Regions from separate parts of the Homo sapiens genome. Here region 2 is linked to region 1. Evidence: chromatin loops called from intact Hi-C (ENCODE). Cell type or tissue: Caco-2. All regions are shown on one strand.

Region 1 (8,000 bases):
CCCGCTCCCTACTTCTTTCTCCTGTGGGCGGGGCCAGGAGGGGCGGGAGCTGGTGAGTGGTGCGGTTCCGCGCTGGGGCCAGTGGCCGCCTCAATTAATTGTGCTAAATAAAATGAGAAAGGGGAGGGGGAAGCAGAGACGAAGAGGGTATTACTTTTTAAAGAGAGGAATAATGAAAACTCAGCCCTTTTATGGAAAAGCAGTTCATATTCTTCCCTTGCTTCCCCACTAGCCCGCTCGCGTCATCCTATCCCCTTCCCCCACCAGCTCTGGAGGGCGCCTCACCTCGAACCAAGTCTGGTCCCTTGTAAAATGGAGCTAATGGAGCAGGCAGCCGGCGCAGCCCTGGCCTGGCTCCTTCTTTTGAAGGGATTAATTAAAGGCCATCTGGGCTCTCCCAGAATTGTGTAAATTAATTTGTTGCTCCTTAAGCCTTATAGATGTCCTTAATCCCCTTGTAGGCCAAAGGATCGTCCTCTTCCATCTTTCCACCTCCTGCTTTCCTTTTCTGTTCTTTCTCCTCCACTTTATTTTTTTTTTCATTCCCGAGTTCCCCCCCGCCCGTCGCTTCCCACCGCGTTCATTATCATTTATGGGTTACTCAATTCGCTGAAAACTGAATCCGTTTAATAGGAATATTTATCTGTCAGATGATGTTTATACCTGAGAACAGTGAGGGAGTTTTTTCCCTTAACTTTTCTCCCTTTGATTATTGTTGTTATTTCCTTTGGGTTTACATGGGGGTAGAATCATCAAAATTCAGGCGGAAACTTTAGATACAGAAGCATCTAGGTACACCCTGGGAACTGTAAGCTTTTGAAAACCCTCTCCAAAACTCTGGCGCCTACTCCCAATTCTAGAGTTGCTACGGGAGATGGAGATGTACCAGCTCCTGGACAGTGGTGGTGGGATGTCTATCTAGAGTTTAGGAGTTGAAGGGTGGCTTCCTTTACTCTCTAAATCTCTTCCATCTCTGGCTGATCTTTACGTTCCCGACAGGGTTGAACTGCGGGCTGGAGAAGGAAAACCCTTTGACAATTTTGAGAATTCAGCATGTTAAAGTAACACACCATTGGAAGGTGGTCGCTACAGCAAATTTGGATGAGATCATTAATTACAATTTTAATGAGCAGAAAACAGAAATAAACGCAATAAATGGCTCAAGAATAAAATTTGATCAGCACCACCGACGGATGGAGTTTAGCTATTGGTGTCAAAGCGCTCATTTGGGTCCAAGCACGAAAAGCCAGGAGGGCGTACTCCGCTTCGATAACCTTCGTTTACTAAGCACTAGTTTTTAAGGGTCAGCTTGAGTTTGAGTCTGAAACTGGGGGAAGGAAGGGTTATATTTGCCAGTTTTATTTCCTTCTAAGATAGAAGCAATGTTATTTGGTCCTCCTCTTCCTTTATCTTTCTTCATTAACTTCAAGACTGGTTTAAATCTATTATTTCATGGACTTTAGAATCTGACCTGGGGTAAGGTGAAGTCCTTCGTCAGCATGAATAGTGCTAAGGAGTCAAGCCAAGACTTGCTTCAGAAGAGAGCTGATGTGCGGACCTTCTGCATTTCCACGCGGGGATCCAGTGCTTGGGTCTAAACCCCAGCGCCCTGCCACCTCGGCCAGGAAGCTGCGGGAGGATGGTGGCAGGCATAGCCCGTCCTAGCCTTGAAACTGGGGGGCCTATGTCTCTGGCTTCGTTACAAACGAAACGTTTCTCGCCTTCGGACACTCCACCCTGGCGGTGGTACCCAACCTTCAGTCTCCACTCTGCGCCTGGCCCTCCAGCGACCTCCTCACATCCTCCAGGACACTGCATTCTCAAGGACTAGGTAGGAATTGGGAGGAAAAGAGGCCAGTCATCCCCAAAGATTCCAATGTTAAAGAGTGATCCCCTTTTTATCTCATGTAAATATTATGACTCGGAAGAGAGTTGAATATTTCCCTATTGAGAATGTTAGTATCTACTATTGGAGGCGGGGTTGCCAAAGAGAGACACGGGGGTGGGGGAGAGATTGAGACTGAGATTCAACTCAATCCAACTCAGGGTGAACTGTCTTGAGTAAATAGTTGCAACGCTTGGTGTAAGGATGTCTCCATCGTTCACTTTTACGTATCATTTGCATTGCCAAATTAAAATGGCAGCATTGTTCTTAATTATGACAATAAAAAATTCCGGATCCGTGTACCTTGATCCCTGGTAGTGAGGGGGTGAGCCCCGGGTGCTCGATCCCGCGTAGAGCAGCGTGTATTGCAGACGCACGCTGGGCAGCACGGGAAGGCAGGCCGGTGCCTCCTGCCAGGTGCTAGTTGTAGTGGATCTGCTGCCTGTCTACAGCTGGGAGCGGTGACAACGATGGAGCGTCCTCGGAGAGGGTGGGCTGCCCCCTGTCACTCCCGGGGGAAGATCGCCCTGCCCTCCGCTCTAACTGCGTGGTTGAAACCAGTTTCGGGACCCGAGTCCTGGTCCCGCTGACGCGGGAGGCTTGTTTCTGGTGGGGCAGTCTTAACGCATTGCCTTCAGATGCCTTTGAGAGTCAGGACTTGCTCTTTCTTGGGGATCCTCCGAAACCAGCATGCCTTCCTGCCCACGACCTAATAAAGTGGGACTTTTTCAAGTACCCCTTGGGAGTGGACGTGTAACACGTGGTCGCAAGGATCCCGGCGCATCTCTACGCAGTATATCTAATGGGGATGGGGGGGCTCTGTTTGAAAGCAAATGATTTGCATTTTAATTGAAAAATAAATGAAAGCGGTTTGGCAAATTCTGAGGTTGCAAAAAGGGTTTAAAGGGTGGCGGTGAGGAAGGTTCTGTGCTCCTCGACTTTGAGGCTGGAAACAACAGCATTTGTTTTCTGGTTACTGTTTTTAGCTTGCTGGCATTGTTGCCTAGTCTGTGCCGTCCACTTGACCTCTCTACCTGCAGTCTAACCCTTGACGCAGAAATGCCAAGCGCGTTTTGATACTTGTTTTAAGTTAAAAGAATAGCCACCAAATTCAAGGTAACTAACGGAAGGAATGCAAATGAACTCTCAGCTAAACGTACTAACATTCTGAAGGGAGGGATGATAACGGTTTTGCCCCAAATACAGTAATGTCAAATGTCGGGATACTCAAGTGTAGCAGCAGAAAGTCAATTTCTATTCTGCAGAAAAAAAGTGGGTGGGGTGGGGTCGGATGGGGAGAGGAATGAAGGGAATTATGTGTGTGTTTCAGTCCAAAAATCTCTCTAAAATGCAGTTGCTTGAAGTGTCTGGATGACTTCTTTAATAACTCCATTTCACCTGACGAATAGGGCCTGTTTGTGCTGAACCCGCGGGACAGCTGGGTTTAACTGAATGTCATAAAAGGATTGAGCTGATTGCTAGGTAGAAATACAAGGAAGAAGGAAGAATGTCCCCAAGCTTGAACCAACCTACCCTTGAGGAAGGATAGCAGGGCGAGGGGGAGAACGTGTCTGTCTTTCTTTGCTTCCTATAAACGCCGTAGAGTGGAAACTGCACCTTTGCCACAACTTCTGCTGCCCAGCACTTAAGGTAGAGATTTGGGAAGAATTGAAGCAGACAGCGTGGAAAAGCGCCGTAGGATCTTGCGTTCGGCGCTCTCCCAGTGGAGGCCAACACCAAACAAGTGGGGAAGCGACCAGTGTAAACAGCCCCATCCATTCTACCACAGAAAAGATCTCGAAGTCCAGGACCTCCCTCAGCGATATCGTCAGTGAGAGAGAGGATTACAGCTCTCCATAGAGTCGCAGAATACGTACCTGGGAGTTAAGTGCGCTCCGAAGGGTGGCTTCTGAAAGGTCCAAGAAAATGGAAAATACTAAAGTCCAGAAACATCTGCAATACCAAAACCCGAGTCCTGGAATTAGTGTAAATGCGAGAAAACACCAATGAACTACTAGAGAGAAAACTGGCCTTGAACTTTAGCAAAGCACACACCGCCAAAGATTTTATACATATACATATACAAATGAAAATCTCTTTTCATTCGAAAATTAAAATTTCCCCCGGCCCCGCGTGCGCAAGCATTTTCTTTTCAGGGAACCATTTCCTTTTAGGAAACCCACTTGGATTGAAGTACATTCTAAAATATGGAAGCGTGGAATCAAAGTGCTTATAGGAAGGTCTGTAGATTTCCAGAATTTTCTTACAGAATGAAGTGCTAATCCAGTTTGATGCACCAGATTAAAAAGTATCTGATGTGAACAGCCATGAAAAACTTATGTATGTATAAATAACGTTTTTTGAACATAATTTTTTAAACGACTCTGTAAACTTGTTCCTCTTTATATTCCGCTACAAATTGTTGCTTCTGACTTGAGTGTGCCTCAGTGTGTTCGTGGTGGTCCTTCCAGCTGCCGCCTCCTTGTGCAGCTCCTTATTCTTCAGTGAGAAAAAAAGTTATTTTATTTGCATCGCGGCTTGGCTTACAGTGCGGCCATAGGCCCGTTTGATGAAACGCTGAACAGTTATCGCCCTCTTGTGGAAAAAACTTCTTAGCGTTTCACTCTGTCTAGGAAAGACAAGGCTGCTTGGTTCTGTTGACTGCTATACCTCATTTCCTCACTGAGGCAGTCTGCCTTTGTGCAACTGCAATTACATTTGATTAATATCTGCTTAATTTTTAACTGGAATGCTAAATTCATAAACTATGGACATGGCAGCTCTTGCTTAAAGCAGAAAACCCCTTCTAAAATGAAGATTTATATTTTAAATCTTTCTCTCCTACTTCTCTTTGACTCCATTATTTGACTCCAGTATGACAGAACAAATCTCAACTGTTATTGACATTATTCTGGTTTTCTGCTTTTCCTCTCTGATTATCAAAACAGCATATTTGCTCAATACAGAACATTTGGAAAATAGAGAAAATTATAAAAAAGCACAGAGTAACCTACAATTCCACCATCAGTGGCAAACACTCTGATATTTTGGCATATTTGCTTGTTATCTGTTTTCTGGTCTTTATTTTGTACTTTGTTTTAATGATTGAGATCATATGGAGCATATAATATTGCACCTTTAAGCCCATTTTTATAACCTGCTTTATTCACTTAATTGAAGCAAGAACAGATCTGTCTTTGGAATGTCCTGAATCTAACCTCCTGTGAGGTGAAAAGGGCCCTTCCCTGAAGGGCTTGGGAATACCTCACTCTAATAAACAGTAATCTGGTTTGGAGACTACTTCAATGCCAAGATTGCTGCCCTGATTCTTCCACTTACCATTTGCCCCCTTCACATCCTCAAATACTTTGCTATTAGTTCTCAGAATTTTATGATACAAATAGAATAAAAATACCCAACACTGAGTGTTTAGTGTTCCAAGTATTTTACAGTATTAATCCAACAACTCTATGAGTTAGGAACTATAATTGTCCCCATTATAAGGAATAAAATTAAAGCACAGAGAAGTTAAGTAACTTGCCCAAGATCACACAGCTACTAAGTGGGGAAACTGGGATTTAACCTTCTGGTAGTCTGACTGCAGAATCTATTATTTAATCACTAGATTCTACCACCCCTCTGATAACTGAAAAAAAATTAATGCATATGAAAGCCGTCGGAATATTACAAATTGATAAATAAATATAAAGTGAATCCTTGCACATTCCATTCCAGAAAAGAAACTACAATTCACATTTTCTTAGACAATAAAAACATTAAAAAGATTTTAGAATTTATTGAATTCTTTTTAACGTTATTCAAAAAAGAATTTAATTCCTGAAAATAATACTATGCCCTGGTCTACACACAAGTCGAATATTTAAGTTTCAAAATAATTTTAATATTATTTTTTAAATAAATAGACTTTATTATTTAAAGCAGTTTTAAGCATTTAAATTATTTTTTGGCTGGGCATGGTGACTCACACTTCTGAGCCCAGCTCTTTGGGAGGCAACAGCAGGAGGATCACTGAGGCCAGGAGTTCAAGACCAGCCTGGGCAACATGTTAAGTCTCTATTTTTACAAATAATTTAAAAAATTAGTTGGGCTAGTGTGGTGCACACCTGTAATCCCAGCTACTCAGGAGGCTAAGGTGGAAGGATCACTTAAGCCCAGGAGTTTGAGGCTGTGATGAGCTATGATCACATGACTGCACTCCAACCTGGGCAGCAGAGCAAGACCCTGTCTCAAAAACAATTTTTAAAAAATTTTTTTAAATAAATAAATAAATGGAAAAATAGTAATCACTTTTTAACTTTACTTTTTAGTTTTAACATACAATACACACACTTCAGCTTTATATCCTTGTTCCCTGAACCTAGCAGGTTCATAGATTTCTTTCAGAGGTGGTCTAGAATGAAGCTCTAAAAAGCTGTGCAAAGACCAGGTAGCCTTCAGAACAAACCAGTCAAACTTCCTGATGTTAATCATCAATGGAAGATCAGGTCCTTGAGAAGGAAGGAGGCATTTGAAAAGAAGGCCTTACACAATTTAAAATGAGGAAATGTTTATCCCACTTCCAGTCTCCTTATTTTGGGCTTCAAGCTCCCTTTGGTACTTTGAATGGAGAGGTTAAAGGTAAGCACGATTGCGTGGAGACAAAACTTGTTGTAGGAGGAAGGAATTCCTGCAAAGAACCCCTAGTTGAGGATGAGAACATTGCATACGTTAGTTTATCTAGTTTCATGACATTCATTTTCTCACTTTGATTTTCCCTGTGCTATTAGTAAGACTTCGTTTAAATGTTCTAGTGGGATCTAGAAATTGTTCCTGGAAAGTAAGAAGAAAATCTGCCCACATTTGTACCAGAATAGTAAAGGGAGATTTGTGCCCCTTCTAGACTGTCTAGGTGGCTATGAGGGCCAGTTACTTCTGCTCTCCAAGACAGAAATGTTGTCCCACCTCAGGAAGGATTGCACTAGTGAACTACGATAAGTGGCAATTTGTATTTTTCACAGAAATGGACATTCATCTGATAAAGTTAAGAGGTTATAATATAGTGATAACAAGGACTACATTGTTTTTAGAATAGTGGTTCTAACCCTCTCAGAATTAGTGCTACCTTTTCAAAACAATATTTAGCAATGGCCCCTTTACTACCCTGAAACGATATTCATAGGTTATAGAATTTATCTACACATATAATTTTAAAAAATCAATATAGAGTGTTAACTATGACATAAAGAAGTAAAAAGAAAATAATTTATAATATAACATGTACAGTAATTCTATATGTAAATACATAGACTGTCTACACTGAAGACATAATGAAATAATCAGATATACCTATATATAGAGTCTGGTAAATGCAATAACTACAAATACAGGCTGATTAGGGAGATTTAAATTTTATGAGTGGCACTGACTCGATTGTTGATTTTCAGAAATAATGAATAACTCTTAAATGAAACAAAGTGTGTTCTTCCCTTAATGTACATTCCTGGATAATTCAGAATTTATTGAAACTATATAAAATACTTTGTGTTTATATATTAAACAGGGCAAATTCTGGGCTCAACAACAGTAAGTAGGCTTGTCACTTCTATAAATGCCCATTGTGAGATTTGGAAATTTTACTTTGGTGGGAATGTCCCATGCACTGCAGGGCATTTAGCCTCTTTGGACCCTATTATGCCAATTAATTGCCAGTGTCATTCCTAACCAATCTGACCAGCGGAAAGCACCCACAGATTTGTCAAATGCCCCCCATTGAGAATAACTGCTTAAGAACTATAGCGTTTAGGAAGTGTTTTTACATATATTAAATTTACAAAGCAATTTCAAATATAGTATCTTATTTAATCCTCCCCAAAACCTGTGAGGAGGACATTATTACTGTCATTTTAAGAATGAAAAAACTAGGGTTTTAAAGATGATGTGAGAAAACTCAGTCATTCACCGTAGCATATCCTTTTCTCCCAGACCCATCAGTCTGGAGCATAGGTAGCCCAGGTAGAATGAATGATGTCATTCAGCACATGACCCAGAAAACTCCATTACATCTAGTTTGGCTATCTAGTCTAGGACTGTGCATTATAATTGCCATTAGTCACAT
Region 2 (8,000 bases), 340 kb before region 1:
CTTATATGTTACCCAGCTCACAGCAGAAGGCCAGTAAGTCTCAGATCCTCTATAAGCAGGAATCTTCTCCACCAAGAAATTCTGGATGGGGATTGGGGTGGGGAGCAGATTCCTAACTAATCCCTGTCCTTTAAAAAAAACATTTAAAATAGTTTTGTGCTAGACTATTTAAAATAAAAAATGCCTTCTGGTATGCTAACTTGTACTTTGTAATTTGGAGTAAGAGACCAGATTTTTGCTATTTGAGAATAAATTTTATGTTGAGACTACGACTTTTTTAAAGAAGGAATTTCTACAATTCAGAAACTTGAACAAACCAAGGACTTCATAAATATATACTGAATGACTGAATAAATACAGGAATCAATCAATCAATCAATCAATGTGGCTAATGATGTTTCCTGAAGAGCAGAGAAGAATATTTTTCCCCAGGAAAATATAAAAGCTCCCCTGTAAACGTTCCAACTAAAGCTATTGTTAGAAAGTAGAAAAGTTGAGGCAGCCACTCAAAACGGTTTATTTTCCAGTTTATATTTATGATTCTGGTTTATTATGTTTATGGTCTAGACCTCAGTCAAGGAACTTGAATTGCATTTGGAATTTTTACTCCATGAGATATTTTGTTCATTTGTGGGTCACCTGCTTATGATTCCATCTACCTCACAGAAGCCAGCATCCATTTGTCTGGCTCCAACAGCTACATTGCCCTAGCTTAACAGTCAAGAGACATGACTCTGACACTTGCCAGTTTTGCAAAACTGTGCATTTTATGAACTTATTAGACTTTTTGTAGTCTTACTTTTAAAAAGAGATGGTTAAAACTGATTATTCACATCTATTCTGGTTATAAAATTAGAAGATTATTCCATAAAGTGGCTATCCTTCGGGAGGCTAAAATATTAGGAAACTCAGAGGCACTGAGCAGAACTCTCGCACTCACTCTATCCTATGCGAAAGCACCCTCCGTCATCTTTGGAGGCATAGCAGATGGCTGTAGTGCAACCCTTCCCTGTAGCTTGCCATGGGCTCCCAGTCTCCAGGCTCAGGTTTTGTGAGCCCAGGAACCCTTTGCTTGGTTTCTTGCACTTCCTTTCACCCCGCCTCTTCTTTAGATTCTTCTCCAATTTTTTTTTGTTCTCTCCTATACCAGTTCTGTGAATTTAAAAAACTGCTTCAACAATTTCCTCTGCTCTTAAAGGTCTGTATCCCCATCCTGAAGGTCTCTGTCCTTGTACATCCAGTTTTAAATAGTGATATTTATACTGTCCCTGGATTTTTTTTTTTTTTTTTTCTGAACTGCTGACCGAAACAAAAATAGGCAAGAGCTCCAGCCAGGACTGAGTAATGAATGCAGGATTAACAACAATTAGTCCTGAATATAGATGTATTCTAGAGTGTGCATGGAAGCTGCATGCCATGTTGGGGGAAAGTGTCGTCTGTGGTAGGGAAACATTTTGAACTCTCAGCAGGGAGACACCCCTGTAGATCCAGTGCTAAAGGAGGGAATCGCCAATGATAAAAACAAATCTTCAAAACATGGGGCAATGAGAAAGTCTTTAGCTGGTCTGTGACAGGAAGCACAGATGTCTAAATCTACAAACATTCTACCCTTAGGGGGCAAATATTAGTAAAAAAGAGTTCTCCTTGTCTCTAAAACAAATCCAGGTTTCTAGAAAATGTTGGTGATTTGGTTTAGAAGACAAGGATGTTGTTGGAGATGAAAAGATATTTTAATTTTTCTCTTTCTCTGAAATTAGGTCAAGTAAATTCTTAGATGCATGCTTTCTAGAATGTCTCCATGTTTTAAAAACTCTATCTTCAGTACATATTATTTTTATTTTAACTTTATCCTGGAATGAGAGAATATGTCGGAAGGTGCTTCACCTCCTAACACAACGTCTGGCAAGCGCTTCAAAATGCCAGTTCAATTAGGTGTTTGATGAAAGCAGGAAAGTTGACTTGTTTAACTTACCAGAAAATAAATAGAAAAGAAAAAAGAAGCTCTATACATATAAAATTGTACAAGCCCTCCCAATCTGACAAGCCTGTATAAAAGCCTTCTGACCGAAGAGGGACCTTTCCCTTAAAAAGAATGAAACAATAATTTGGGTAGAGTCTGGAGAAGGCTAAAGGGCAATTCCATTTCTCATGGTCACTTGAGAGGCAGGGAATTAGTCCAGCTAGGGTGATGCCACCACCACCACCACAGTGCTGGGCAAGTGTAACAAATAGTAGGGACACTGCTTGTCATTTTAGTTAATAATTATAAGGCATACAATTTGTTTCACTATAAAGTCCACCCAGTGGAAACAAGTTTTCCTCCACCTTGTGCAGTGCAGAGTGTCAAAGTCTCATTATTCCTGCTCAATCAGCTTCGGCCGATGTGTAAATATTGAAGCAAGTCTGAGGAGCCAAGGAAGGGAATGATTATTACGACATTAATACTAATGAGCGAAATGGAATCGGGGATGTGTTTAGCTAATGTTGCCACAGAAGGAGGTGACTTAAAAAGGAAAAAGAAATCAACAGGATGGTTATTGATTTTAAAAAGATGATCAAGACATAAAATCCACATGAGGAAGGAATCAAAGAAAGATTATGGCTCTAGGAACTCTCTCTCTCTCTCTCTGTGTGTGTGTGTGTGTGTGTGTGTGTGTGTGTGTACATGTACACGTGTGTACCAATTTAATATTTAGTTTATTCAAAAGTCTCTGTGTGGACTGAAGCAGGCTACTACATGCCAATAAGAACAGTCCACACACAGCTTTCTTGTTTCTCCTCCTTGCTGGTAGCTTTTCTTGGTACCTTTAATATCTGTTTATGTACCCACAGCAAATACAGACTCTTATCGGCTCATCCCCTTGTCTTCTATTGTAGAGATGTCAAAAGATCGAGACAGTCTGTGAGGGTGGAGAACATAGGAGACAATATAATGACAGTTATGTGAACTTATGAAAGTCATTTTTCCTTTACACCTCATTAAATGTTGTAACACCATCCTTATCAAATCCATCCGAACCTCAAACAAAAGCCATTTATACAGGAATGGACAGGGTGCTTATTTATTTTAAGGGGTCTGCCACATATTTATTGGCTGCAATAACTCTTTACATCCCTCATTTTGGAATGCTTGCACTTCAAAAGAAATTAAATTTCTTGTAACAGTAAAGGAGGTTTAGAAATAGGCTATTCTCTAAATGTTTGTTTTTAAAAATAAAAATAACCCTCAGGTTCTGCCCAAACTTTAGGGAGGCTCTGCCAGCAGCTTTTCATTTTCTTCCACAGAGCACTGTGGACGGCTCATGGAGCCCGGCACAGAGATCTGCTGCTGCTAGTGTTCAAAGCCTGTCAGCTGTCAGCATCCCCAAAGGGTCTACATGCCTGAAGTAAGCAGAGACAGCGCTTTATCTAGGCAGAAACTCACCCGGTGCTTCTCTCAGCAGACACAGGGAGGCAGTGCGGGAAAGCTTGGCTTCAGCCAGGCAGGAGGGGAGGAGAGGTGCCCCAGAGTTTATCTTTTCCACTGGTTTACTTTTTACAGAGTTACTTTTAGCACTGGTAAAGTCCTGAAGTCCCCAATTGCTTGCTTAACTTTTATACAACTAAGAATTTTTAATGAAAATCATCAGGTTACCTGACCAATGAAACAAACCCCTTCCAAAAACTTTACTTTTTTAAATGATAATGTGTATGTGTGATCAGAGAAAAGAATACTATATAATAACTTTAAAAAGTGACAATTATTTATTTAAAGCAGAATACATGATATATCAAATATCCAGCACCCATCACCTGTCAAAGGCACATATCCAGAGTTTCCGTGCCAATCCTGCTTTCCTAAAAGGATTTACGATGCACATTGAAATACATTATTTCACCAAATTCCTCTACTAGTTCTTGAGATCACAATAGTCATGGAATTGTTTCCATTTCATGAGGAACTGAGGTTGGAGAGTTTGCATGGTTCGAGAAGATCACATGGCCAGTAAGCCATAAGTCAGGATTTCAACCTAAGTCATCTGACTCCATGTCAAGGGTCATTCACTTTACCCCAGTCAGATTTACACAGAAATCAGAAATCAGTGATTTCCCAGGCTGCTTCTCACAGTATTCTTAAAGGAGAGTGAATTAGGGGGTATCCTCTTTCCTTTGACCAATGTAGAAAACAGGTCATAAAGCTTGAAATCTCATCATCATAAACCTTTCTCCAAGTATAATCCCCAATCTCATAGTCAATGTATTCAAACTGAACTCCCCTTATCAGTTTTTCTGCCTGAAGTATTATATGAAACCAATTTTTTGCTCTTATTCTCCATTCTGTTACTATCACTCTCACATGTATCTTTTTCTCCCCTCCTTACACCTTGAACCTGTTGATGAGTTTTCAAAACATGTGGATATCTCTTCTGCAGCACCTTCCTCATCTTCCTTCTTCTTCATGCACACTATGGTCAGGTCACATAGATATTATTTGTCTCTTTCTTAGAATTGGGAGTTTCCAAACTAATGCCCTTACTTCCATTTCTTCCCTCTTCTAATCTATCCTACATGACACTTCTAGATTAACCATTCTTAGGAGTGCTCTAATTAAACCACTGACCACCTCCAAAGCCTTCAAGATCTTCCCTTGGCTTATTCAAACAATGTAAGAACTCTTAATCCACAAACATGGCACAATCTGACTTAACCTCATTTCCAAACATATTCCCTCATTTATCCCTCATGAAGGTTCTGCCCCTTCTAGCTGCTTCTTTATGTATATATTATACTTTAAGTTCTAGGGTACATGTGAGCTGTCCACTTGCACGTGTACAGCGACTGCCCTTTTCCACCCTGCCAGCACCTCCGAATTCTATACTCACCAAAGTCTAAGTCGAACACTGGGTTTTTCATGAAATCTCCCCAGGTTCACCCAGAGAGGTAATTTTTCTCTTAAAATTCCTATTCACAATCCAATGCAAATTCTCTTTTTTTTTTTTTTTTTTTTTTTTTGGAGACAGAGTCTCACTCTGTTGGCCAGGCTGGAGTGCAGTGGCATGATCTTGGCTCTCTGCAACCTCTGCCTCCCAGGCTCAAGCAATTCTCCTGCCTCAGCCTCCCGAGTAGCTGGGATTACAGGGGTGTGCCACCACGCCCGGCTAATTTTTGTATTTTTAGTAGAGACGGGGTTTCACCCTGTTGGCCAGGCTGGTCTTGAACTCCTGACCTCAGGTAATCCACCTGCCTCAGCCTCCCAAAGTGCTGGGATTACAGCATGAGCCACCGTGCCCAGCCACAAATTCTTTTAAAAATAAGGTTGAGTATAAATAGTACATATATTTTTAAAACTCTCAGGACACTTCTCTTATCCACCATCTCTTGAAATTATAGTTACTGGTATACAAGTTAATCTTCTTTCCCATGGCAAAAGTGCATAAAGGCAAGAGCCAGGTCTCATCTTTGAATTCACAACAGCCCCAGAACTGCTTTCAGATATTTTGTGCTAAGTAAGTAACTGGATTAAGGGAGAAAGGGTTGTGATTGAGCCAAGATGAAACTTCCATTTATCTTTCCTATGCACTAGACATATATGTAACATATTTAGTTAGATGTTCCATCACTCAATAAATCATTTTGTAAAATATTTACTGAGCCCATAATATCTGTCAGCATTGTACTGGGTGCTATGGTAAACAAAAAAAGGCACAGTTCAAAGTACTAGGGAAGATAGATAATGAAAAAATTGTAACTTTTTTCAAATAGTGAAGAGACCAGAAAAACATGCAAAGTGAGTGAAGCAATTGAGGAAGGGCTATGAAAAAAACCCTACTCAGGTACAGGGGTTCAAGGAAACTTTCTTAGAGGATAAACAAGACTGAAAGGGTGAGAGGAAGCCAGCCATGCAAAGACCGGGAGGAAGTTCATTCCAGACAGAAGAAACCGCAGGAGTATTCGCTGAGAAGTGAGGAAAAGTGTGGCGTTTTCTAGGAACTGAAGGAAGACAAACACAGCTGGGTTATAATGAATGAATGGAAGGGTAGACCAAAATTGAAGAGGCAGACAAGAACAAGGTCATATGGATCTTGTAGACCCTGGTGAGGAAGTCGATTTTCTTTGAAGTCTGTGGGAAGCTATTACACAGTTTAAACGGTAGAATATCATGATCTATTTGTGGTTTCAGATCATTCTGGCCACTGTGAAGAGAACAGATTTTAACAGACAAGAGTTAAGGCAGAGAAACTGGTAAGGGCACTATTGCAGAGGTCCAAGCAGAAATGATGTGGCAGACTTTTGCACAGCAGCAGCACAGGGCAGCAAAAACACGGATTGTTAAATAGGAGGTGTGAGGGAGAGAAAAGACCCAAGGACAGTGCCCAGGTTTCTGGCTTAGCCATTGAGTAATCAGTGTTACCATTTACTAAGACAAGAAAGACTGAAAGAATAAGTTTGAAAGGAAATAATTAGCTCAAATTCTAAAGCCACCTTAAATTATAATTACTCATATGGTGAATATGTGATACATGTTTATGAACACCTACTGTGTGCCAGACACTGCATTAGATGCCAGAGTAAATAAGACAAGGTACCTGCCTTTATAGCCCATGCCATCTGGTGACAAATACCTATATCATTTAAAAGTTTTTAAAGTTAGGTGGTATACAGGATTGTGTACAGACATTCAGATTCTGCTGTTGGGAATTTTATAGAATAAAATGTCACACTACCTTTTAAGATCCTTTTCCTTGATGCTTTGCTCATGTTTGAGAGAATAAAATTAACTTACCATTTTGCAAATGAATCCTAGAAATTTGTGGACATAGAAGTCCAAACCAAACACATAGTAAATTTTGGGAACAGCTCCTCATAATTTGCTTTTAAAAATATGATATCAAATTTTCCCTAACCTAAGCCCTAAGTATTCTTCATAGACAAGCATGGTTGGAGCGTAGTCTGAAGTTGCCTATCCCAATCTCTGCTTTCATGGCTAGGCTACTCACAACAGGCACTTTGTGTTTTTAAAGTGACTGCTTTAAAAAGAGAGAGAGAAAAAGAGAGAGGTTGCACAATGTTATTCTACAACCTTATCAAGAAGAGTGTCAGACCAAAAAAAAAAAAAAAAGTCAAGTTGGGAAACTACTTAAAATTATCATTACATCCTGCTTTTCAGTCTGACCAGAACTTATATCCTGAAAATTTTCTCTGTATACATCATAGTTTATGATAAAATCATTCAAAGAATAACCCACATAAGGCTAAAAGAAAATATTGCTTCTCATATTACCTCTTTTTAACATTTTACCTAATCTTCCCCAGCATTTGCAATATATTATATAACAAAATACATTACACATTCATTAACTGACCATGTGTGGAGAACTCAGACTCTGAACCCAAGTTAATAAAATACTCATAAATTAAAATTTGGCCACAGGATCAACAGACAATTTATTGATAGCTCTCTTGAAATTCCTGCTTAGCCAGCTCAAAGTGTCATATTGTTAATGTGATGATAGTTTGCTTTATGCTTTGTAACATTTGTCCACATCAAAGGATTCTTTTTTCCTTTAACATGTCCAGAATTAGCTTCATCAATTTTCTAAAATATAGTTTACATAAAGTCACACTCTAATAGGCATCCTCCTAAAGCTGAAAGTCCTGTTTTCCTCAGAAAATGTCATTCTGATGCTTGTCCTGGCTTATTCTCCAGCTGTATTGCGGCCAGCCAAGACGCTCTGACCATATGCACTGACTAAATCACTATACTTCTTCTCTGGTAACATCAAATATATACAGCAGTCATCTGTCTTCCTTTGATCTTCAGCTAGCACAAGCCCTTTCTCACTAAGTTGTCCTCCATGGTTTGTTTTTGATAGTTAAACAGTTTGGACATCTCTAAAAGTGGAGTGACATTGACACAGAGATAAGGTGCCAATCAATTTATTAAGTGATTTCATACAAAAATGGCAAACTTAACATGACCCTAAAGCATGGCTGATTGGGCCAACAAGAAGCGTGAAGAA

What was found. A loop is a pair of places that touch in the nucleus more often than their neighbours do. Peaks named below come from ENCODE experiments on the same cell type or tissue, not always from the same donor. Only the 100,000 strongest peaks of a DNase experiment are listed, where the experiment ranks them.
Region 2: it touches region 1 in a loop (12-fold over the local background); 8 of 110 quality-filtered maps call a loop at or near these places.

What each region holds. Positions count from the first base shown.
Region 1 is chr4:84,499,559-84,507,558 of GRCh38, forward strand. No RefSeq gene overlaps it. Among named protein-coding and RNA genes, the nearest start is that of NKX6-1, 4.3 kb to the left of the region's middle. RefSeq lists silencers at 4,392-4,441, 4,522-4,571. In Caco-2, a CTCF peak has its summit at 4,488 (motif pointing left); a DNase peak (open chromatin) is centred at 4,465; H3K4me3 peaks cover 374 bases.
Region 2 is chr4:84,156,531-84,164,530 of GRCh38, forward strand. The region is part of intron 5 of LINC02994 (long intergenic non-protein coding RNA 2994); the gene reads right to left. Among named protein-coding and RNA genes, the nearest start is that of LINC02994, 140 kb to the right of the region's middle. In Caco-2, no CTCF peak of the experiment used is centred here; a DNase peak (open chromatin) is centred at 3,451.